Regions from separate parts of the Homo sapiens genome. Here all the other regions are linked to region 2. A link is a loop called in an ENCODE intact Hi-C map of the cell type or tissue named here. Cell type or tissue: dorsolateral prefrontal cortex. All regions are shown on one strand.

What was found. Peaks named below come from ENCODE experiments on the same cell type or tissue, not always from the same donor. Only the 100,000 strongest peaks of a DNase experiment are listed, where the experiment ranks them.
Region 1: it touches region 2 in a loop (4-fold over the local background); 51 of 110 quality-filtered maps call a loop at or near these places.
Region 3: a loop joins it to region 2, with 2.9 times the contacts of the local background. A loop is called at or near these places in 7 of 110 quality-filtered maps.

What each region holds. Positions count from the first base shown.
Region 1 is chr3:196,974,991-196,982,990 of GRCh38, forward strand. No RefSeq gene overlaps it. Among named protein-coding and RNA genes, the nearest start is that of PIGZ, 10 kb to the left of the region's middle. RefSeq lists an enhancer at 6,783-6,842. In dorsolateral prefrontal cortex, CTCF peaks have their summits at 3,842 (motif pointing right) and 4,042; a DNase peak (open chromatin) is centred at 3,861.
Region 2 is chr3:197,184,027-197,192,026 of GRCh38, forward strand. All of the region lies in intron 5 of DLG1 (discs large MAGUK scaffold protein 1), which reads right to left. Among named protein-coding and RNA genes, the nearest start is that of MIR4797, 110 kb to the right of the region's middle. In dorsolateral prefrontal cortex, CTCF peaks have their summits at 3,133 (motif pointing left) and 3,332; no DNase peak of the experiment used is centred here; H3K4me3 peaks cover 486 bases; H3K27ac peaks cover 1,644 bases.
Region 3 is chr3:197,070,319-197,078,318 of GRCh38, forward strand. It overlaps DLG1 (discs large MAGUK scaffold protein 1), which reads right to left. Exons shown (of 25, transcript NM_001366207.1): 18 at 6,268-6,367. Among named protein-coding and RNA genes, the nearest start is that of MELTF, 45 kb to the left of the region's middle. RefSeq lists a silencer at 6,996-7,196. In dorsolateral prefrontal cortex, no CTCF peak of the experiment used is centred here; no DNase peak of the experiment used is centred here; H3K27ac peaks cover 2,653 bases.

The DNA.
Region 1 (8,000 bases), 210 kb before region 2:
CTTTTTCCTGGGAGTGATGAGGGGCCACCGAGAGGCTTAGGCAGGGAAATAACACAGCCAGACTCTGGCAGTTTGGAACATTGACTCCGGCTGAGGAGGAAGGACTGAAGGAGGTTAAAATGGAGGCAGGCTGGCCAGTAACTGGGAGGTGATGATAGGAAGGGAAATTTCCTCTGATTATTCTTTTTGTTTTCTCTTTTAGTTAGAGGTGGAGTCTCACTAAGTTGCCCAGGCTGGTCTCAAACTCTTGGCCTGAAGCAACCCTCCTGCCTTGGCCTCCCAAAGTGCTGGGATTATAGGCATGAGCCACCATGCTTGGTCTACCTTGTTTTAAGAGTTGACTTTCGTATCATGCTGGAGAATGACCTATTCTAAATAAATGCCGTGGAATTCAGTAGGTAGAAGCCACAGGACTTGGTGACTGTTTTGGAGTGAGACTGACAGAAAGATGTTCTGTCTGGGGGAGTGGTTCTCAGCCTTCTTTCAGACTGATCATGCTGGACTTCCTGCCAGAGGCTCTGTGTCTGAGGGCCAGCAGGGAGGCCCAGGCCTCCGTGTTTTACAGGCCTCCACGGTGGCTTCTGATGTACAGCCAGCATTGAGAACCACTGCTCCAAGTTGACAGCAGATCTCATACTTGGCAAATGGGTGGGTGATAGTTCCAGTCCCGACACAGGGAGCACAGGGGGTGGAGCAGATTTAGGGGGAGTTTAAATTTGGTTTTAACTACTTGACACTTTGAGGTACTGTTGGGAGATTTCCATGCAGAGGAAAGTTGAATGTGTGGGTTTAAAGCTCAGAAGGGAAGGTGGACTGGGAAAACAGTCTGGTTGGACATCAGCACATGGAGCAGGGGTTAACCAGGAGCTTGTAAACCCAGGGAGTTATACAGACAGTTTTATGGGTATGCATACATGTACACTGTTTTTCCTGGGGCAAATAGGGTTTCTGATTTCCCAGGGCCCATGACCCCACAAAGGTTAAGAGCCTCTGATGAGGACAGTGGTTGATCCATGGGACAAAATAATATTACTGTGGAACCCTGCTGGGGCAAGAAGGGAAAAGGCCCCTTCTTTTCTCTGGCCCAGCTGGCAGGTGCTAGCTATCTGCCTCCCCTCAGGCCCCTGCCTGCCAGGGATCTATACCTCTCTAGCTGCCACAGCAACGCTTTGTCACCCTTTAGGTTCTTGTGTTTGATCGAAGTCTTTTCTCCTTTAATTTACATTTTTAACCAAAGTAATATATGTGCACAATTGTAAAAGTTAGGATAGATACACAAAACTTTTTTTTTTGTTTTGTTTTTTTTGAGATAGAGTCTCACTCTGTCACCCAGGCTGGAGTGCAGTGGTGCGATCTCGGCTCACTGCAACTTCCGCCTCCCAGGTTCAAGCGACTCTCCTGCCTCAGCCTCCCGAGTAGCTGGGATTACAGGCGCCCACCACCACGCCCGGCTGATTTTTGTATTTTTAGTGGAGATGGGGTTTCACCATGTTGGCCAGGCTGGTCTCAAACTCCTGACCTCAAGTAATCCTGCCCACCTTGGCCTCCCAAAGTGCTGGGATTACAGGCGTGAGCCACCATGCCCGGCCCACAAAACTTAAAATGAGAAACAGCCCCGAATATAAGAGCCTTTCCTTAGTCTGAGATGTAATTGAGTAACTCTAAGGCCTTCTCTGGGTCAGCCTCACTGTCATCTTCCCTCAAATAGTCCAGCCCCGCTTCTCCCTGTCATCAAGTCCTCTCCCCTTCCTTTGTCCCCTCTCACCTTTCCTCTTCCTTGTCCTCATTGTCACCATTGGTAAGCACGACTGAGCACCCAAAGGGTACCAAGACACTGTAGGAAGCTGGAGGATGGGTGCAGAGCCCATGCTGTAAGCATCTTTGTCTCGCTCTTTCTCTGCCCCAGGCCCGCATGGAGTGGCACAAAGTTCCCAGGCAGAACCAGGCTCAGGAACAGCTGAAGTCCTGGTCTGGCCTTCCTGTGGTTTTCCTAACTCACCAAGTTACAGGTCAGTTAGAGCAGCAGCGCTTCTGACCTCGGTGAGGAGTTGGAAGGATCTGGACGGGAAGTCAGAGCCTGGGTAACAGTCCTGGCTCTGCCACCCACTAGATGTGTAACCCCAAGTCAGCTGATTCCTCTCCAGGTGCCTCGGCTTCCGCATCTGTCGTATGACCCGTGATCTCTGGGAAGCCACACAGCTCAAGGTCTTGGGGGTAAGACACCTGATATAGCCCCGACCCTCTCAGGCCACGATGGTGCCGATAGTCCCATGGTGTCAGCTCATGGGACATCTGCAGAGACTGGCCATTGTGGCTCCCTTCTGACTCTGCATTCATGGGGAGTCCGCTGCCCAGAGCCCATATTAGGAGCCCTGGGGGAGGACGCATCCTGCCTGCTTTGCCATTTCCTCAGCCTGACTGGCAAGCAGCCTTTTTCCTCCCAGCCTCTACCCCGCCTACTGTGTTTCATGGCAGCATGGAATGGTAATGTTTGGACTTTGCCATTCAAAGGATTTGAAGGATATTTTTATCTTTCAAGAAGATTTGAATCAAAACAGTGAATCCAAATTATACAAATACTGATTAATTTTTAGATAATTTTCCAGAATGAATTTCACAAAGCCAACGATTAATTACTTGATCAATGTTCTGTGTAGCACACAGTTTTCCTTTTTATTTTAATGAACTTCCTTTAATGCAGTTTTTGAAACTATTACTTTATTTATTTATTCATTTATTGTTGAGATGGAGTCTCACTCCGTCACCCAGGCTGGAGTGCAGTGGCACAATCTTGGCTCACTGCAACCTCTGCCTCCCAGGTTCAAGCAAGTCTCCTGTCTCAGCCTCCCAAGTAACTGGTGTCTGGCTGATTTTTGTATTTTTAGTAGAGACAAGGTTTCACCATATTGGTCAGGCTGGTCTCAAACTCCTGACCTCAGGTGATCCACCTGCCTCGGCCTCCCAAAGTGCTGGGATTACAGGCGTGAGTCGCCGTGCCGGGACTGAAACTATTACTTTAATATCCTGCTGTAATGGTTCCACTAACATCCTCTGTTCTTTGGGTTTTGGTTTTTGTTTTTGAGACAGGGTCTTGCTGTGTCACCCAGGCTAGAGTGCAGTGGCACGATCTCAGGTCACTGCAGCCTCGACCTCCCAGGCTCAAGCTATCCTCCCACCTCAGCCTTCTGAGTAGCTGGGACTACAGGCAAGCGCCACCACTCCCGGCTAATTTTTGTATTTTTTGTAGAGATGGGGTCTCACCGTGTTGCCCAAGCTGGTCTGGAACTCCTGGGCTCTAGCGATCTGCCCGTCTTTGCCACCCAAAGTGCTGGGATTACAGGCGTGAGCCACCACACCCGGCTCATCTTCTGTTCTGCTGTGATGTGAAGTGCTGAGAAGTTCAGGTGTGTGCACCTAGGTCAGTCTTGCCTGGGGACTTCCCAGAGTTCGGATCTCTGGCTTGGGAGCCTCACCTTCTCCCTAACGTGGAAAGGGAACCTGCATGTGAAGAACATGATTCTGAGCCAGGCTCTGAGCTCAAACCTGGGTCTGCCTCCCTTGTCTGTGTGATTTTGCGCCGCTTGCTGAATCCCCTGAGCCTCATCTTTCTCACCTCTAAAATGGGAATAATAATATTACCTACCTGCTGACTCAGGAGAGCTGTTTGTATTATATAAGTATACTTGATTGTTGCGACAAACACAGTAACATTAAATAATCACTTGTGTGAAACTTCTATTCCCAGCACGTCATGGAGGCTCCGGAAGCGTCACTTACCCTGTCCCTGTCGGCATCATCATCGTCAGCATCGTTTAAGAATCAAGCCCTGTTTTCTTCTTCTGACCACTGGGTGGCTCCGCAGAATTGGTTCTGTGATTATCGCGCTCTCAAAGGCGGCCTTGGGGTTTGGGTGAACAGTATGATAATGCTGGTTTGTCGTAGGTCAAAAACAGCAAATTATCTGCAATGTCATGTGGTTCTACCTAATGCTTGCGGTGTCCCTGCCCTGGGCTGTTTCCCTTCGGCTTCATCTCAGCGAATCACGAACACATTCCACGGACTCACCTCCTTGGAAGCCTTTTGGATTCTCTGCGCAGCCCAAGCTGCCCGGGATCTGGGAGGCCAGGCTGAGTCTATGGCCCCGGAGCCCGCCCGGACTTGCCACTGGAGACCTGGGGCCAAGGGCCCATCCGAGCTGGGAAGAGAGGGCTAGAAAGAGAGCATTAGAATCGAGGGGCTGGGTGCGGAGGCTCACGCCTGTCATCCCAGCACTTTGGGAGGCCGAGGGAGATGGATCACCTGAGGTTAGGAATTCAAGAGCAGCCTGGCCAACATGGTGAAACCCCGTCTCTACAAAAATTCAACAATTAGCCGGGCATGATGGCGTGCACGTGTAGTCCCAGCTACTCGGGAGGCTGAGGCAGGAGAATCGCTTGAACCCGGGAGGCGGAGGTTGCAGTGAACCCAGATTGCACCATTGCACTCCAGCCTGGGCGACAGAGTGAGACTCTGTCTCAAAAAAAAAAAAAAAGAAAAAAAAAGAATTGAGGTCAGAGGGGGCAATCACAGGAGTTTGATTTGTAGAAGCAGAAGGCTCCCATTTTGTATTTGCTGAGCCCGGGAAGCATTTCCCAAGAAACTCAAAAGACTCGCCATGCCCCGCTGACCCTGACCTTCTGCTCCTTGTGTCTCCTTTCTCAGGAGCGCAGGGCTGGCTTTGGGCCTCCAGCATTGTGAAAGAAGTTGAGAAACATTAGAAAGATCTCAGATCATTCCCAGAATTGCCTAGTGAGTCTAATCGTGGTGTTGAGTCACCTGGAGGCTGGAGGGGGCCCCAAGCCCTACAGCTCCGGGCCTGAGGCGGGTCCTCAGACAGTCCCTGGGCTGAACTGAAGCTAAGCAAAGCTCTGCGTTCGCAGGGAGGTCCCCGTGGGCTCTTTGCCTGTGTCTTTCTAGCCAGAAGGTCCCAGGGTTTTCCGTATGTGGAGGAACTTGGGGTGCCAAAAACACAGGAGCACTTCATGAGCAGCTTTTTCTTATTTGTGCATTTATTTAACATTCTCTTCAGAGATAAGGGCACATATAAGTTTCGTTGTTTTTATGAATTTAAGGAATTTCCTTTTCTTTTCTTTTCTTTTCTTTTCTTTTTGAGACGGAGTCTCACTCTGTTGCCCAGGCTGGAGTGCAGTGGCACAGTCTTGGCTCACTGCAACTTCTTCCTCCGTGGTTTAAGCGATTCTCCTGCCTCAGCCTCCCGAGTAGCTGGGATTACAGGAATGCGCCACTGCGCCCAACTAATTTTTGTATTTTTAGTAGAGACGGGTTTCACCACGTTGGCCAGGCTGGTCTTGAACTTCTGGCCTCAAGTGATACGCCTGACTCGTGCTGGGATTACAGGTGTGAGCCACCGTGCCAGACCTAAGGAGATTTTTTTCTAAAAAGGTTACCTTCCAGAAATTTAAGAATGGTTTAATATTATGAAATCTATCAATGTGATTGATCATATTAATATTTAGCATATAAAAGAGAAAAATGATGTGATAATCCCCACAGATACTGAAAAATTCAACAGTTTATTTTTGGTAAACACTCTTAATAAAATAGGAACAGGTATATTTTCTTAATACGAAACAATATACTTATCTCAGTATAAAAGCCAGCATCATACTTAATGGGGACACAATAAAAGTTCTCCCAAACTTGAAGTCAAGAACAAAAGAGGTTTATCCATTTTTACAGCTATTACTTAATATTTTTCTGGATGTGTTAGCCAATATAATTTGACAAGAGGTAGAATATAGAGATAGAGAAATCAGAATGGAGGAAAAATTATTATTTTCAGATCAAAATAACTGTATACTTGGAAAACACAAAGGATTTTATTCAGAAATTACACACCAAATGCTGGTGAGGATGAAAAGAAATAGGAAGGGCCATTCATTGTTGGTGGGAATGCAAAATGGTATACAGCCAGTTTGGAAGAGAGTTGGCAGTTCCTTAGAAAACTAAACATGCTCTTACCACACAATCCAGCAGTCGAGCTCCTTGATATTTATCCAAATGAACTGAAAACTCAGGTCTGCACAAAAGCCTTATATGAGGCCAGGCGTGGTGGCTCACGCCTGTAATCCCAGCACTTTGGGAGGCCGAGGCAGGCGGATCACGAGGTCAGGAGATCGAGACCATCCTGGCTAACATGGTGAAACCCCATCTCTACTAAAAATACAAAAAATTAGCCGGGCGTGGTGGCAGGCGCCTGTAGTCCCAGCTACTTGGGAGGCTGAGGCAGGAGAATGGCGTGAACCTGGGAGGCAGAGCTTGCGGTGAGCCGAGATTGCGCCACTGCACTCCAGCCTGGGTGACAGAGCGAAACTCTGTCTCAAAAAAGAAAGCCTGTACATGAATGTTTACAGCAACTTTAACCATAATTGCCAAAACTTGGTAGCAACCAAGCTGTTCTTCAACAGGTGAATGCATGAACTCTGGTACACTCAGACTGTGGAATATTACTCAGCACTAAAAAGAAATAAGCTGTCAAGCTGTGAAAAGACATAGAGGAATCTTAAACACGTATTACTAAAGTGAAAAAAGCCCATCTGAAAAGGTTATATACTATGTGATTCCAACTATATGACATTCTGGAAAAAGCAAAACTATGGAGACATTAAAAAGATCAGTGGTTGTCAGGGGTTGTGGGAGAGAGGATGAATAGGTAGGGCCCACAGGATTTTCAGAGAAGTGAAACTATCCTATATGATACCACAGTGGTAGATGTCAGGACACGTCTCAACCCATAGAACGGGCAACACCAAGAGTAAACCCTAACGTGAACTGTGGACTTTGGTTGACAACGACGTGTCAACATAGGTTCATCGGCCGTAACAAATGTACCACTCTGGTGCAGGATGGTGGGGGAGGTGGTATGTGTGGCGAGGGTTTGGGGGCATGTGGGAAATCTCTGTACTTTCCACGTAGTTTTGCTGTGAACCTAAAGTTGCTCTAAAAAAATAAAATCTAGCCGGGCACGGTGGCTCGTGCTTCTAATCCCAACACTTTGGGAGGCCGAGGTGGGTGGGTTGCTTGAGGTCAGGAGTTCGTAACCAGCCTGGCCAACGTGGTGAAACCCCGTCTTTACTAAAAATACAAAAATTAGCCAGGCGTGGTGGCAGGTGCCTGTAATCCCAGCTACTCAGGAGGCTGAGGCAGGAGAATCGCTTGAACCCGGGAGGCGGAGATTGCAGTGGGCCGAGATCGCGCCACTGCACTCCAGCCTGGCGGCAGAGCGAGACTCCATCTCGAAATAAAAATAAAAATAAATAAATAAATAAATAAAATCTATTAAGAAAGTGTTACAATAATTCAGTAAAATTAAATTCAGTAAATTTACTGAATAATTCTGTAAAGTGTCTAGTTTGATATTAATATTCAGAAACTGTAGACTTTACATAAGTAAAGAACAACTAGTTATTAATAGAAAAACTAATGGAAGAAAGTTCATTTAAGTCCATTTACAAAAACAACAACAACAAAAGCAACAATGATGACACAAAATGAAACAATTTGGAACAAACTTAATGAGATACTTGAAACATATTTATGAATTAAACTTTCAAATTCTAAGAGATACAAAAGATAATTTAAATATATAGAAAGACATATCACATGCTAATTTTTATTTATATATATATATTTTAGAAACAGGATCTTGCTCCGTTGCCCAGGCTGGAATGCACTGGCACAATCTTGATTCTCTGCAGCCTCGGCCTCCTGGGCTCAAGTGATCCTCCTACCTCAGTCTCCGGAGTAGCTGGGGCTACAGGTGCACACCACAATGCCTGGCCATTTTTTAAATTTTTTTTTCGTGGAGATGGGGTTTCGCCATGTTGCCCAGGCTGGTCTCAAACTCCTGTGCTCAAGCGATCCACCCACCTTGGCCTCCCAAAGTGCCAGGATTGCAGGCATGAGCCACCATGCCCAGCTGAAATACCATTTTCAACTCT
Region 2 (8,000 bases):
TTTATTTTTGCAGACAAAAAAGACGACATAAGGTGGATTTCTTTCTCATGATTATTTTTTCACCAGCGTCTGCAGGAACCAAAAGCTGTTCTTTTGTTAGCTGATAACTAGATGGATTGAAATCCAGGAAGTGAGGTCGATTAGCAGGTAAAGAAGGATGCTATAAACACTGGACTACCAAGACCCTGTGGGGCTGCCTGATTTAATGCACTGCGTGGAAAAACCCTGGATTACCAAGTTTCAACCACAGTCTGTAGTAAAATCCAATGGCACCTTCACTGCTTATATAAATTATAAATATGAACTGAATTAAAACATATAAGAGGATTCTCTCTGCAAATAGTTCTGACTGTTAAAATGATTTCACTAAAAGAATCTTTGTCATTCATATCCAAATTTCTACACCAGGCAGATCTTACACATTATCTGGCACTGGCTCTAAGTTGTTCAAAGGTGCTGCCTACATTAAACTCTGACTATCTAACGATAGCGCTTCATTACAAATGGATTTTCCTTTATCATTTTATGTAATGTATTGGTTTTTAATGATTAACAACTGGGTCTCAAGGTAGATTAATTACTAAAACAAGTATTTTGCTTCTGGAACCTTTATGATAAAAAAGAACTTTCAAGAAATTATCAGCATCATCTCTCTAGTATTTTATAAACATTCATATTACAAGGTCATAAATTTCTAAAAATGAGAAAGAATTAACGCTGGTAAATTTTTCGTTTTATAATCAGTGAAATGTGTTTTATCCAACTCTACATAAATACCACTCTGGTTCACCAAATACTATCACCTGATTGCTAAAGGAACATATTCTAACATCTAATATTTAGGTTAACATAATAGTTCGCCTGAGAATTGCCTGGGGCGCTAGTTATATATGCAGATTGGTGTATCCTCTCCCCATCAAAATGTTTACGGGCAGGGGGAACCTGGGAATTTTTATGTTTAAAATGCTTCCCAAGTGACTCTTAAGTACCTTCAAGTTTGAGAACCACAAACTCCCAAGCAAGCCCTCTTAACACTGTGCTATATTAGTAATTACAACAATGGTCATTTTAAAACAATATGTGAACAAAAACGCTACTTGATAATTTACTATTGGTTGAATAATCTAATTTTTAAGCTGATAAGAGCATATCGTAAGTCCCAACCTCAGCCATGGATATTTTTTCGGATGTGGACTGACAGAATCTTCCTTGTCTACGTGCTTACCAGCACCAACTGGATGCAGCCTTTTGTCAAACTACAATGTTGAGGTCCACTGCAAATCTTGACTCCGCAAGAAAACATGCTAATGCTGTCTCTATGATGCGTCTGCTGAGAAGTGAACATGTGCTCAGTAAGGGTGAGAGCCATGTGGGACTCTTGAGGGCAAGATATTTTGTGACAGAGATTATACCAGAAAGTTTGGTGCTTCTTCCCAAGGACTGTGCCGGCAGTAGCTGACAATTTATGGCCCCAGAGTGATCCTATCTAATTCGGAGTAGAGAATGTAAGAAAATACTAAGGGCGGACAGGTAACTAAGAATCCTCTTGTGAAGGAAAAAATGAAACCTCCCAGAAAAAAATTCAAGTTTTGTTATGGACCAGGTACCTAGTAAAGACCTGATTAGTGTGGTTTATATAAATGCTACGGTAATTGGTCTGGCCCTAAAATATGTGCCTTGATCCATGTCTGATGAAAACTTCAAGGGGAGGAGAAAACTGATATGGGTTCTGTTATTCTGAATTAGTATGGATGAAGATACTGAATACAACTGTTGAATGCAAATCTCCTACCTCAAACTGTAAACAGTACCAAAAGACATACAATAGTAGGCTCTTAGTGAGCATCTATTTATCCTACAGAGCCAGAGAACTTAGGGGTCAATGGTAGGCTCTTAGTGTGCATCTATTTACCCTACAGAGCCAAAGAACTTAGGGTACAATCTAAAGTTGACAGATCACTGCCTCCCATATTTCCCCAATGTACAGGGAAGAAATACTTCTTGATGCAAATTTCCTATCCAAATCCATTCACATCAAGAAAACAACTTCAAGTTTTGGGAAAGACTTCTTTATGAAAATGTCCTGTTACATGACCTACAAAAATCTAGGAACACCTCATCCATTGGCCAGTAGTCAGTATATGCACACAAAAAATCTATACCTAAATCACAAGAGGGGTTTCACATGAGATTAGACTGGGAGGTGGAAGGCGGAAGGCAACCAACTGTTCTTTGCTTTAGAATATCCTCTCTCATTACACAGCAGAGATGAAAGATAAAAACTCCATTAAAACCAAATTTAAGTTCATTAAAGAAAAACCTGGAAAACCTATTTAAAATAATGGATGAAAAGATGGTATGCAATCTAAACCACCAAAAGGAATCACTATTAACATCTTAATATGATATACAAAGAATATTCTTTTTTCCGTAATGTGTTTTCTTTTTCAGAGTGATAATATAATCTATAGAATTCTAGCCTAAACAATAGAGAAAGCTTAAGTTAGTAAACTAAATACGATTAGTTCAGTGGATTACTATGTAATTCAAAACATGATTATGAAAAATTTATGACTATGAGGAATATTTACAATATTAAATGGTAATAAAAAGTTAAAAATTTATACTGGATAGGCTCTCAATTATTTGTGTACGTTTCTAAAGTCACAAACCCAGCAGTCTTTAGGTACAGAAACAAAGGCAAATACTAAATAATCTTTTATTTGTTTGTTTTTGAGACGGAGTCTCACTACGTTGCCCAGGCTGGTCTTGAACTCCTTGGCTCAATCCATGCTCCTGCCTCAGCCACCCACGTAGCTGAGGTTACCACCATGCCCAGTTTACTAAATAATCTTAGTGAAAAATGTAAAAAGGTAAAGGACAAGAGGAAAAGCAATACTGAAACTCTAAAGTACAAAAAAAACCCACCAAAAACCCAAAGTAACTACAAAGCTAATGTAACGTAAATGCAATATAACAGGCATTTTTATTACTCTTTTCTAATGTGGGCTATTAAATTTCAAAACATACAACTGTATTGAGATAAGACAAGACTGAGAAGAGTGACAAGAACACAGATTTGCTATTTATCTAGAAAACCCTCAATGTCACACATACAAAATCCCTTCTGTATGAGCACCATCTAGTGGTCAGTGCATGCAAACTATATGCTCACCTTAGTATACCAGGTCCATGATAAAATTCAATCATGTTTCTATATGTTCCAGAGATGTAAAGATAAAGTTGATTTCAAAAACTGCTCATTATATACTAGAAACAGGAAAACTTCTATTCCTCTAGCATTTGGTTCAAAAGGCTTATATTTGCTTGTGTCCATTTTTCTGCCACTCCCATTTCTTACAATTTTTTAAAAACTACTAAGAGCTGCTAGTGATTTCATTATATTCTCAATACTACTGGATGAAATAAAATGCTAGGAAATATACTTATTTAGCACAATTATCTGCTCATTGACCCTGTTTTTTCTGTTTGATTTCAAGTCCCTCTTAGTAATGTTTACTTTGTATACAATAGTTTGAGCATAATTTTCCTTGCCATTGAAGACAAAAACCAAATATAAATTACTTGTTTCTTCAATGATCACTGCATCCTCCCATACACTCAATAATACTCCTACTGTCCTCCCTGTTGCTTCATGTACATTTCAAACTTTTTGGGAAAAGGCTGAGGTTTTTATTTGTTCGATTTACTGTTCTAACAATTTTTCCTAATTCTCAGCTCATTTTCAGTTTTAGAACCTTGACACTACTCTTACATAACCCCAAAATTTACCCACTGTGTCCTTCTCTTCGACATTAAGATTTTTAAAAAACTATTATATCCCCTATTTCTTTCTTGATATTCTTCCCAACACTGGCAAGAAAGTATCCCTTTCAGAGTCTTAAATTATAAAATCATAATTATCTTTATGCCAAGCCCTGAATAAAGTAACCCAATCACTATCTTACTTTACTCATTATTCCAGTAAGGAGAGCCACCACCATCCACTACCACCACCACCACCACCACAATAATCTAATAGATTAATTCACGGCATGTTTCATGGTGGCAAACCTTTCATAAGAACATTCATCATACAGGTCTTTTAGATTTTGCCCTCATTTCCTAACATGCACCCTAAGTATCAGCAATAATAACATAAACCTTCCTGCATTTCTACAGTTTCTTGTGATTGTCACCCTTCCACTGTATTTATTTACCCCAGTAACGGCCTCCTCCTCTGACTTGGCATCTTACACATCCTTCAACACTTTATGCAAATGTCAACTTGCTTTTTTCAGAAAACTCCAAGAATTTAATTTCTCCCTCTTTCATGTCACATCATACTGTGTTAACTATCTTTCCGTAAAAAAATACTAATCACTGATGTCTAACACAGTTACTAGCACAGATGTTTAATAACTGTTTGCTAAATGCATGTATTGCTTGACACAACTAATATCCTAGCAGTTGATTTTTAAAGCATCTATTAAATTTTATTTTTACCATTAGCTTTTATTAGAATTGTGAAGACTAAAGCTGTGCCTAATTTACAATCTACTCAGCAAACCACTGTTAATTCTAAGATACTTTTTCAAATTATAAAATAATAATTCATATACTGACTTCTACATGCAGCGTAACAGCTGTTCACTCCAAACCACAATACTATAAAAGAGGAAAAGCTCTCTATATTAGCTTTTATTTTAAAAAAGAGACTACTAGTCTAATACTTGACACTGTATTTTAAATAAATTGTTGAGCTTCTTATAACATTCTGGTTTTTTAAAAATTAAGATGAAAAAGCATTAAAGCTTGCCTTCTTATGTCAAAATAAGGGTTGTTTTCCTTCAATTCCGGTTTTCTAACAAAAAGTTAAAGGAACCCTACCTACTCTGCTATAATGCTCACCTGCTCCAAATCTATTACACCCCTCAAATAATTATTTTACGTGGCATCTGCCACAGTAACCTAGGAATGAAAGAGGGGAAGCAGGTAGAAATTCCCCAAACGAAACAGTCTTAATCATTCTTAAATTACAATTCTATCAGAATACAATCTGTCAGAAAGTTTCAAGAACTTGAGAAACGTTCATATTCTTCTGACTCAGTAATCTGACTTCTGGTAATCCATCCAAAGGAAAGAAACTAAATACTTTTCATGTCCAAAGATTACTCATTGCAGGTTTCTTTACAAAACCTAATAAAAATAGAGATAACAGATATCTGAGAGCTGACATGGTCATCAAATTATGGTGCAAATATATCAGGCAATATTATGTATCAAGTTTAAAGTTTTTAAAGTTTAAATTTTTAAAAACTTGATACATCATATTACACAGGAAATATACAAGAAAATATGTTTAACAAGTTTACAATAGGAAAAAACATTAACATATTAAAGTGTGATTTAGAAACAAATGATAGAGAATACACACAATTTTTTTCTGCTGGGATTGAAAATCCTTATCTACTCAGTTTGCAAATATGAATCAGACAGCCAGCAAACCAAAGTGAGGGAAAGGGGACTAGTGAGGGAAAGGGGACTAGTGGTTTCACTTAAGAACCCCAGAGGATGGTTTATAATTGTTTCAGAGACTGATCCTGTTAATACCTAACAAAAGAGAACAAGATGAACAAGGCAGAGCAAGAGAATGGCCCACAAAGATGGCCAGGTTTTCAGACGCTTCTCATAGAACCAGCTGAATGATTATCATAATATCCTAAGACTCAGGAAAGCATGCTGGTACTTTCTTGATCTTAACAAAACGTGTCAGGAAAGGTTTACATATGACTACACAAAGATCGCCACTCAGATAAGGCCATGACAAAATGCCAGCAACTGCAAGATTTCCACCAATTTCAGAAATGGTAAATGTGGAAAAGGTAAGTCTTAGAACTGATGATAAAGGACACTTTAATTAATAACATACTCCTTTAAGCCTCTATAAAATATTTCTTTAAAAAGCTGTGAGGGACATAATCCTTTATCATTGTCAGAATAAACAAAAAGCAAGTATATGTAAAGAAAAAGCAATTTAAAGCAGATACCAAAAAACTGACTTCTCATCTCTTATGGTCAGAAAATTAAGGAAGAAATGAATCAGATTAAGAAAGCAGTGAAAATCTTAAAGTATGAATGCTTTCTCTCTCAATACTATCAATTTAAGTCTCTCACTCTAGAAGGAGGATTCGACAAATGATGTCAGAAGTTTACTTGTAAATATTAATAGCTCAACACAGATAGCACAGTAGTGCAGGAAAATACCTCAAGCTTTGCATTCACGGGGGACTAGTTCCAGGACTAGTCCCCCGTGAATCCTCGCATACTGTACCCAAATCCTCACATACTGAAGTCCTGAAGTCAGCTATGCACTTACAGGAAGTCAGCCCTCTGTATACTTGGGTTTTGCATCCTACAAATACTTTTATGTTTGATTGCATTTGTTTGAAATCTGCATTTGTTTCATCCGCATATAAGTGGAGCAGTGCAGTTCCAACTCGTGTTGTTCAAGGGTCAACTATAGTAGCCGTAATAGTGGTGGCACAATGCTTCGCAACTGTGCCCGCACATTAGAAACACCTGGAGAACTTGTAAACCTCCCAAAGGCCAGTCTGCGTTCCAATTCACATCCCAAGATTGATCACCTTGCATTTAATTACAAGAATCATATACGGAGATGGCTGCTAAAAGGGTTTTGTCGGCCGGGCGCGGTGGCTCCCGCCTGTAATCCCAGCACTGTGGGAGGCCGAGGCGGGCGGATCACGAGGTCAGGAGATCGAGACCATCCTGGCTAACACGGTGAAACCCCGTCTCTACTAAAAATACAAAATATTAGCCAGGCGTGGTGGCGGGCGCCTGTAGTCCCAGCTACTCGGGAGGCTGGGGCAGGAGAATGGCGTGAACCCGGGAGGCGGAGCTTGCAGTGAGCCGAGATCGCGCCACTGCACTCCAGCCTGGGCGACAGAGCGAGACTTCAACTCAAACAAAACAAAACAAAACAACAACAGAAAGGGGGGTTTTGTCATATTAATCTTTGATTTACACAAAAAGTCTTCCCAATTATAATGAAGTAGGTTTTCACTGATGAAGGTAGTGGCTTATTAATCAGCAAAATGGGATTTCACTGGTGAAATCCATAGCATCCCAGTTATGTGAATTTTTTGAATTAATTTAGAGACATAATACACCCTTGCATAAGGGAAACGGAAGACTCTGGAGAGGCCTAAACCCTTAGGGATAACACCTTAGGTTTAATCCCTAAGACATCTGGAGACTCTGGGTAAACAAAATCTTGTGTCTGGAACATTGTTTTATCTGCTTAGAATGAGCATTTTAGGCAACAACGGAAAGCTGAGGTTTCATGAGATTTAAAGAATAGGCTACATAAAATATGCATGCTGGCTCACTGTTTAAATGTCTGCTTGTGTCATAATCTGCAAACACACCAAAATAACTACTAAAATACCTACCAAAAGACCAGAGTTGGCCATGTGCAAATTGGCTTTGGTTGGTTTGTAACAATAAGGATGACCGGAAATTCAAAACATCAGAAATAAAAAAATTATACATATCCTGGGAGTGTTTTTGGACAAAAATAATAAATAAATTAGATTAACTCAATCAAGATAAAAGCAGGCTGACAAGAACAGCACATTCAACAAGCAGTGTTAGGGCTTTACCCGTGCTGAGGTTCTTATGTTGTCTGGAGTAAGAGTGAATGGCATTTATTTACTTTAGACTTTTAAAAGTTAAACATATATTAAAATTTCTACAATAACCACTAAAGGAAGAGAAACAATTTTTAACTTCCAAGCTAGTAATAAGGGAAAGTGAGATGAGAAAATACAATCCAAAAGAAGATATGAGCCAGGTGCAGTGGCTCACACCTGTAATCTCAGCACTTTGGGAGGTCAAGGGAAGAGGATTACTTGAGGCCAGGAGTTCAAAACAAGCCTGGGCAACAGAGCAAGACCCTGTCTCTACCAAACAAAAAAAAT
Region 3 (8,000 bases), 110 kb before region 2:
CTGCAGCCTCGCCCTCCTCTCCTGGGCTTCTGTGATCCTCCCATCTTAGCCCAGAGTGGCTGGGACTACAGGTATGTACCACCATGCCCTGCTAAAATTTTGTTTTTTTTTTTTAATAAAAGAGACAAGTCTCAACTATGTTGCCCACACTGGTCTCAAACTCCTGGCCTCAAGGGATCCTCCCATCTCAGCTTCCCAAAGTGCTGGGATTACAGGTGTGAATCACCACACCCAGCTGGAAATTTCATTTTTTTTTTTTTTTTTTTTTTGAGATAGTCTCCCTTTGTTGCCCAGGCTGGAGTGCAGTGGCACGATCTCAGCTCACTGCAACCTCTGCCTCCTAGGTTTAAGCGATTCTATTCTTGTGTCTCAGACACCTGACTACCTGGCACTGCAGGTATATAGCACCATGCCCAACTAATTTTTCTATTTTTAGTAGAGACTGGTTTCACCATGTTGGCCAGGCTGATATTGAACCTCTGAGCTCACGTGATCTGTCTGCCTTGGCCTCCCAAAGTGCTGGGATTACAGGTGTGAGCCACCGCACCTGGCCAAATGGTAGGTTTTTTAAAAGCTCATATTAAAATATTTCTTTCCATGTCACCACATGGGCTTGACAGCAATAATTTAAAATTGGTGTATAATATTCTATTAGATTGATACATTATTTACCTCGCTATTTATTAGATATTTTTATTTGCTTTAAACTGTTTTTCACAAGTATCAACAATTATGAATGTCTTCATTTATATATACCTTTTAACTTTCTGTCCTATTTCCTTAAATTTCATACCCAGAAACACGCCACATTAAAAAAAGAGTTATTCTGTTTACATTAGTATTGGTATTACCCTCTGCAATCTCTAGTTTGTAAACTAAAGAAAAATTAGTTATTGCAATGGGGTGAAGGGAGGGGAGTGTAAGTGGGAGTACAGAAGAAACAGAATTGGCAAATGTTCAGTTGACAATTATGAAAGCTGGATAAACAAATACCTGCAGGGTTTATTTTTACTACTTTTCTACTATTGAATATATCTGATATTTATATAATAAAAAGTTTAAGTTACCAAAATCTCTTCACTGTCTTTTTTTTTTTTTTTTGAGATTTCTCCTACTCACCTCAAACCCTCTAAGACTGCCAAAAGCTACGCCACAATCAAATTCTGCAGGTTCTTTCAAATATCATTTCACTTAGCTCTTCTACAATAAAGCCTCACTACTCAAAGTATGGTCCTTAGAATAGCGTCATCATAATTGTTTGGAATGTTATTAGAAAAATAAAATGTTTTTCTTCTGATAATTGAAAATGTTCCTCTTCAAAGCATTTTACCAAAGAAGACAGTCAAATAACCAATAAACATATAGAAAAGTGTTCAAGTTAATTACTTGTCAGGGAAATGCAAATTATAACCACAAAGAGTGTCTCTGCCATCCACCAGAATGGCTAAAATGAAAACACAAAACAGACATGTCAAGCATCGATAATGATATGCAGCAATGGGAGTTCATGCGCTAGGAATGGGCAAACTGGTAAAACTAGAAAACTAATTGGCAATAGCTACTAAGGCTGGACAAATGTGTATCTATACGACCCAGCAATTCCTTTCCTAGATATTTCCCCAACAGAAAGGCATATATATGCTTACCACAAGACATGTATAAGAATGTTCAAAGCAACACTATTTAAAATAGCTCCAAACATATAAGACTGAGACAATATATGCAGTTTCATATTTTACTTTTTTCATAGATAGTAAGCATTTCCCCATGTCATTATCTTTAAATATGATTTTTGATGGTTATGTAATATTACATAGTATGGATAAATCATACTTCATTAGGCACTTCCCAACTGTAAGACATTTTACCACGGTTTTTTTTATTTTTGCTGTTATTACTCAATAATATTATAATAAGCATTCTGATATATAAGGCTTTGTCTCCATCTCTAATTACATCCTTAGGATAAATTCTTTGAAGAGGATTTAGTGGGTCAAAAGATGTGCTTTTTCAGGAAGGCTGTGCCAATTTACACTCCCATACATTTACTTGTAATACATTATTTACTTGTAATACATTAAAAGCAGGCATTTAGCAGCACTCTCTCCGTCATGGGTTTTCTTTTTAAACAAAAGTCTGCCAAAGTGACAGGTAAAACATTTTGCTTATCACTACTAGGGAAATTAAACATTTTTTATATGCTTATTTCATTTGCTTATCTTCTGAGCACTCTTGCCCAGTTTTCTAATGGAGAGTTAGCTTATTTCTTATTACCTGTTAAAAACTTATAAAGATATTATCCTTGTGACATACATGGTACAAATAAATTCTTCAAGTTTTTATTTTTGTTTATGATTGTCTTAAAAAAAAAAAAAACAAAAAAACAAAAAAAAAACCTGAGTCTTGCTCTGTCACCCAGGCTGGAGAGCAGTGGCGTGATCTCGGCTTACTGCAACCTTCACCTCCCGGGTTCAAGTGATTCTCCTGCCTCAGCCTCCCTCCCGAGTAGCTTGGATTACAGGTGTGCACCACCATGCCTTGCTAATTTTTGTACTTTTAGTAGAGACGGGGTTTTGCCATGTTGGCCAGGCTGGTCTCGAATTCCTGACCTGAGGTGATCTGCTGGCCTCAGCCTCCCAAAGTGCTGGGATTACAGGCGTGAGTCACCGCGCCCAGCCTGTTTATGATGTTTGATGAACAGATCTATCTCAAATCTCTCTAACCAAGTTTTATCATTGTACTCAAATGCTTCTTCCTGATACAGTACATCATGTTTCTCTTCTGCTCTCCTCTAATACTACATCATCAATCTGAAGCAATGAAACTACTCTTACATCTTATTCGTAATGCAAATGAAAATAAGTCTGTTTTTGGCATTTAGAAGCTCTGCACAACTATGCGTACGTCTTTAAAGTGAGAAGAAAGAAAAGACATATGTAACAGGAAACCTACGTGCCTGAGGAAATTTTTGAGGTGTTGTACAACATGGAAAGTTGTAAAAATGGAAAGCCTACATGTAATAAGAACAAACCTTGTCTCAAATCTTATGTCATAATTTTACTTCTGAGCACCTTATGTATCTTTTATTGAGTTATGTTTCCTTTCAGTCTCTGTTAAAGGAATCTTACCTAGTTTTAGTCCCTTGAGCTTTTTCAAAATTACCTCCCTTAAAGCATGAAAGCGGCACGGGTTTTTATTTCTAGCTTTTCGCAAATGATGACTTAGCTGCATTCTCCCAAACTTCCATTGTACTCTCATTAGTTCTGTTTAGCAAAATTAGGTTTGATAAGACGATTTCTCTCACTGTTTTCTCTACTGTTAACAGGGAAATCAATAATTTATTTGACTCTCTTCTTCTCAGAATAAAGAACAAATGAATTCAGGTCTACACAAAGCGTTCTATGGTATCACTTCTGTTTCTCTGTCTGCTCTTCAATTAAATACCCCATTTTTCATAGGTTGTGTGAATTTACAGCAGATATACATTTTTTTTTTCTTGATATTCAGTGTTATTCCATTTCTCTTCAATAGGTTCGGTTCTCTGGAATAACTTAACCTTCTTTTTTGGGTTCTTTTTGAGTTTTGTTCCAATAAGGCCTGATGACTACCTACATTAAGTTGCACTTATTTTCTTATATTAAAGTCTCTCAAGATTTTGCTTAGTTTATTCCCTACATTCTTAACTTCAGAATGTAAGTAACTGAGGCCACAAGTAACGTCCTTGAACACATCCTTCTTCCCAGTATTTACTACTACATAATCATGGGCACCTTGTCAACTGCCTTATATCATCTATTTTATGTGATAACCTCCATCATATCCAGTTTTAGAATTTTACTGATATTTTTCTGTCTTCTCCAACATTTTGTGAATAAAATCTTGATCTGATGATCAAGTTACCAGGTGAATAAATTCTTTTAATTCCTGTGAGATGAAGCACAGAAATCTATTATTCAAGAGATCTTAGGTCACTCTCCAGAAAATAAAATCTTTTTCTGAATAACGTCGTCTGATAATCAGTTACCATTTTTCATATTATTTCTCTTCCAAAGTCTCAATCTTCAATCAGAACCAGAGAAAGAGGGTCAAGGTATAATGATCATCTATTATAACATCAATATGGGAACCAAATTCTTCATTTAGTTTCTTTTTCTATGAGTTTCCTATGTCTCTGTTCACTTAACATATAAGAAAAATCTGTGGGTCCATTTGTTGATCCATACCACCTCTAAAGTATGTTATCAATCTCAAAATAAATTCTATAGCATACATAAACTGTGGTAGTATGGTCCAATTTTAGAGGTTTTCATTGATAATTTTCCCCAAATGTAAGGGTGTCACTAGTGATAGGAAATCTGTGGCCCTTACTAAATCCTATAAAGGCACATGCAAAAATAACAAAGTGTGTCTAACAGAAAGAGTTGTAAATAAACATACTGTCTTCAATCTAATACAAACTTAAATCACTATGGTTGAAATAAAAGTACCTGCAGTTTAGATTAAAATTTCAGCATAAAAGCATAAATCAGAAAAATGTCTTATGTAAAATTTAATGTTTATTAATGTAGGTCTTAGAAAGTTAAAAGATACTGGCTATAGGCTTAATGATCAATGAATGACAAAGAAGTTTTCAAAATATTTAATAATCTAAATAGAAAGAACCATTTAGAAAATATTAGATTAAAAGATTACTTCTATCACTCACTGTCACCTAAAGTTACTCAGTAATGTTTGGTAAATTTTCAGTTAAGCAATTTGAAAACATGCAAATTAAAAATTTTATTTGCTAAAATGGCTTCTTGCTTCATTCATTCATGCCAACATTTATTGAATGTCTTCTACATACTAGACCCTGTGTGAAGCTTTACATGAAGATTAAGTAACTAGCTAGAAAATTAAACAAGAACAGCAGCAACAAAAACCAAAAACAAAGGCAACATCTTAGCTAAAGGAAAAACAAAATAGTTCTTATACTCTTGTGGTAACTTATAACTTTCTCAAAAAAAAAAAAAAAAAAAAAAAAGAGATACACAACCTATCCCCTCAATAAACTGCTACTTGCGTAGTATTCTATTGTGCTTTATACTTTTATAGTAATGCTTTTCTAACACATAATCAAAATTATTTTAAATTATTTTAACAAAAAAAAGGGGAACATAAAACTCCAAGGAAGCATATTTCTACATTCTAATAATGAGGGTACATTTAAAAAAATCTTAAAAGTTTTTATATTTTAAAAGTTCCTAGCAAAAGTAACTGTCGTAAAAATTACAAAAAGGAAAATATAGTTACGAGCAAGAGAATTTTTCAAATGACATGTGAAAAATAAAAACAAAAAGTTATGTATTACAGAAATAAAGTCCCAAGCATGTGATAAACATGAAAATTCTAAAAGCAATCTAAATCATACACCTCCTTATGCCAGAAAGGCACTACCATGAATCTCAAAATGTATCTGAATAAGGTAGGTCTGCAGATGGAGGTTAAAAAATAACTTGGGAGTATTTTGATCACTTACTCAGGCCTTTTGATCCCATGTCGTCAGGGATCTCCTGTAGAGGGTAGTCCCCAGAGAGCAAGCAATAAAAAGATAATCAAAGAAAATAGTTGTCAGTAATGCATAAAATTGGTGCTACAGTAAGAGACAGTTCCAAGACCATTACAGGTACATATATCTTACAGAGCATTTTTACATATTTCTAGAACTTTGAAATGAGCTAGCTGCTAACTGTAATCTACCAAAAGAATGAAAGTTCTAGCATGAAGGCTGATTCAGGTACAGAAGCAAAATTTTAGACCATTTCTTGCTATTTTAAAAGTAAAATCCAGATTGTCTACATATAATGAAGAAATAGGGTAAAATGTAATGATTCCAGAGAATCCAGTTATCAGACTCGCCATGTTATACCTAGAAATCAACAGGTAGCTTCTCATGTATTCATGTTCTTCCTCTAAAATATTCTTTGAATGTATGAATGTGTTTTTCATAAAAATCTTTCCTTCAAATAACTGCATTTATACATATTTATATGTTCAAGTTATAAACATATAACTGAAAAATAATGTTTGCTTTAAATTAAGAATTCCTAAGGTGCCAGAAAAAGTTAAGATCGGCATACAAATTAATTTATAACTGTTAAGTTGCCCTTGAAGACAATTAGCAACCTGCTGCAGCTCTTGAAACTGTCTCCATGGTAACAACCAACTGCAGGGCAGTAGGTCCCTCTCCATTTTATTTTCAGTTGACCACTGGATCCACATACTTACGGTCAGCATCACTTGTTTCCTGCTCACTCTGGTCCTTGTTCTTGTAGAAGGGGAATTTTCGGGAAAAGAGGTTCTTTTTACGCTTGTCATTGAATGACTGCTGAAGAAGAGAAGGAGGGGCAAAACAAAGGGATGTCTACTGTCTGTGTGTACAAAGGCCCAGCCTAGCAGCTCTGTGGAAGCTGACTCCTATGACCACAGTGTGCAGTTTGTATATGATTTTTACTTTAATCTCATATAAAGTGAATTTCTACTTTTGTATAAATTCTAACATTTTGCAACTGAAAATACTTAAGAATTTCAGACAGCATAGTTCATTTATACCTAAAAATAAAAATGCTACTTGACAAAAAAAGGCAAATCAGTTACTACTACAGTACAAACCAAGCTAACATTTGTTTATACTAATCCATGTTTTTCCAGAAAAATTTTCAAGTATTAAGTGCTCTACAGCAAAAGTTATTTAATGTTACTTTGCTGCTCAATTACATTTTATTCATTATCTTCATTTTATTTTGGCCTGACCACAGTTATTCCTTTATCTCTTTTTTTGTGGCTACGATGAGCTAACAGAAAAGTCATTATTTAAAAAGTAAACCAAAATGATTATGAGAAAGTTGCTAATGCTGAATATTTAAAAAACAAATATATATATATTTATATATACACATATACATATTCTTGGAAGAGGATAAAAGGTAACTAAATGCTTATGAGCCAGAAAATGGGAAGAAAACTAAAAGGTCCATCAAGCACACAGAGTCCAGCAAGAGACTTATCAATGCCATCTCTTAGCCAAGCAAGAAGAGTCAGAAGTCTCCTGACCAACGTGAATGCTTCAGTACTGAAGTCTCCTGACCAACGTGAATGCTATCAGTACTGACTTATTTATTCTTAAGTTCTACTCTACTTATTAAAAAAAAGTACACATAAATAATGTAGAACCACATCCAATCATTGGCACCACGTCCTTCATAGGGAATAAAAAGTTTGGTGTCCACCAAAGCCACAAGGCAATTAAGATTCTAACAGTTTATACATAATTGTAACGTGGAGTTGAGCAGTTGATTTGATGTCTCTTATTGCACATGTTGGAAACAAGTTTTTCCTTGAATGTCTCATTTGTGCATTCATAGATTTAAGAGCATGTAGCACAAGAACGATGAGGCTATTAAACAGAAATAGCTTCTTTTGTCATTTCTCTGTCATAGGCATTCATGTTTTGAAGGAAACGGGCTTACCTACCAGTGACACTAAGAATTATTATTTTTTGGAGGGGGAAGGGAAAAATATAAAGAATAGATTTTTTTGTTCTGATTTTTATGAGTTTATACACATCTTAAGATGCTGTATTATTCATTATTTTGAAGTATATTGACAAGAACAGTGTGTTTTTGGCATGCCCTTATTTTAAGCATGTGATGCCAGGTAATTAAGGTGAAGCAGCCAGGTGTGGTGGCTCACATCTGTAACCCCAGCCCTTTGGTAGGCTGAGGCAGGAGGATCGCTTGAGGCCAGGAGTTCAAAATCAGCCTAGGCAACATGGCGAAACCCCATCTCAAAAAAAAAAAAAAAAAAATTAGCTGGGAGCAGTGGTGTGCGACTGTAGTCTCAGCTACTTGGGAGGCTGAGGCAGGAGAATCACTTGAACCCAGGAGTTTGAGGCTGCAATGATTAGCTATGATCATACCATTGCATTCCAACCTGGGTGATAGAGTGAGACCTTTTCTTTA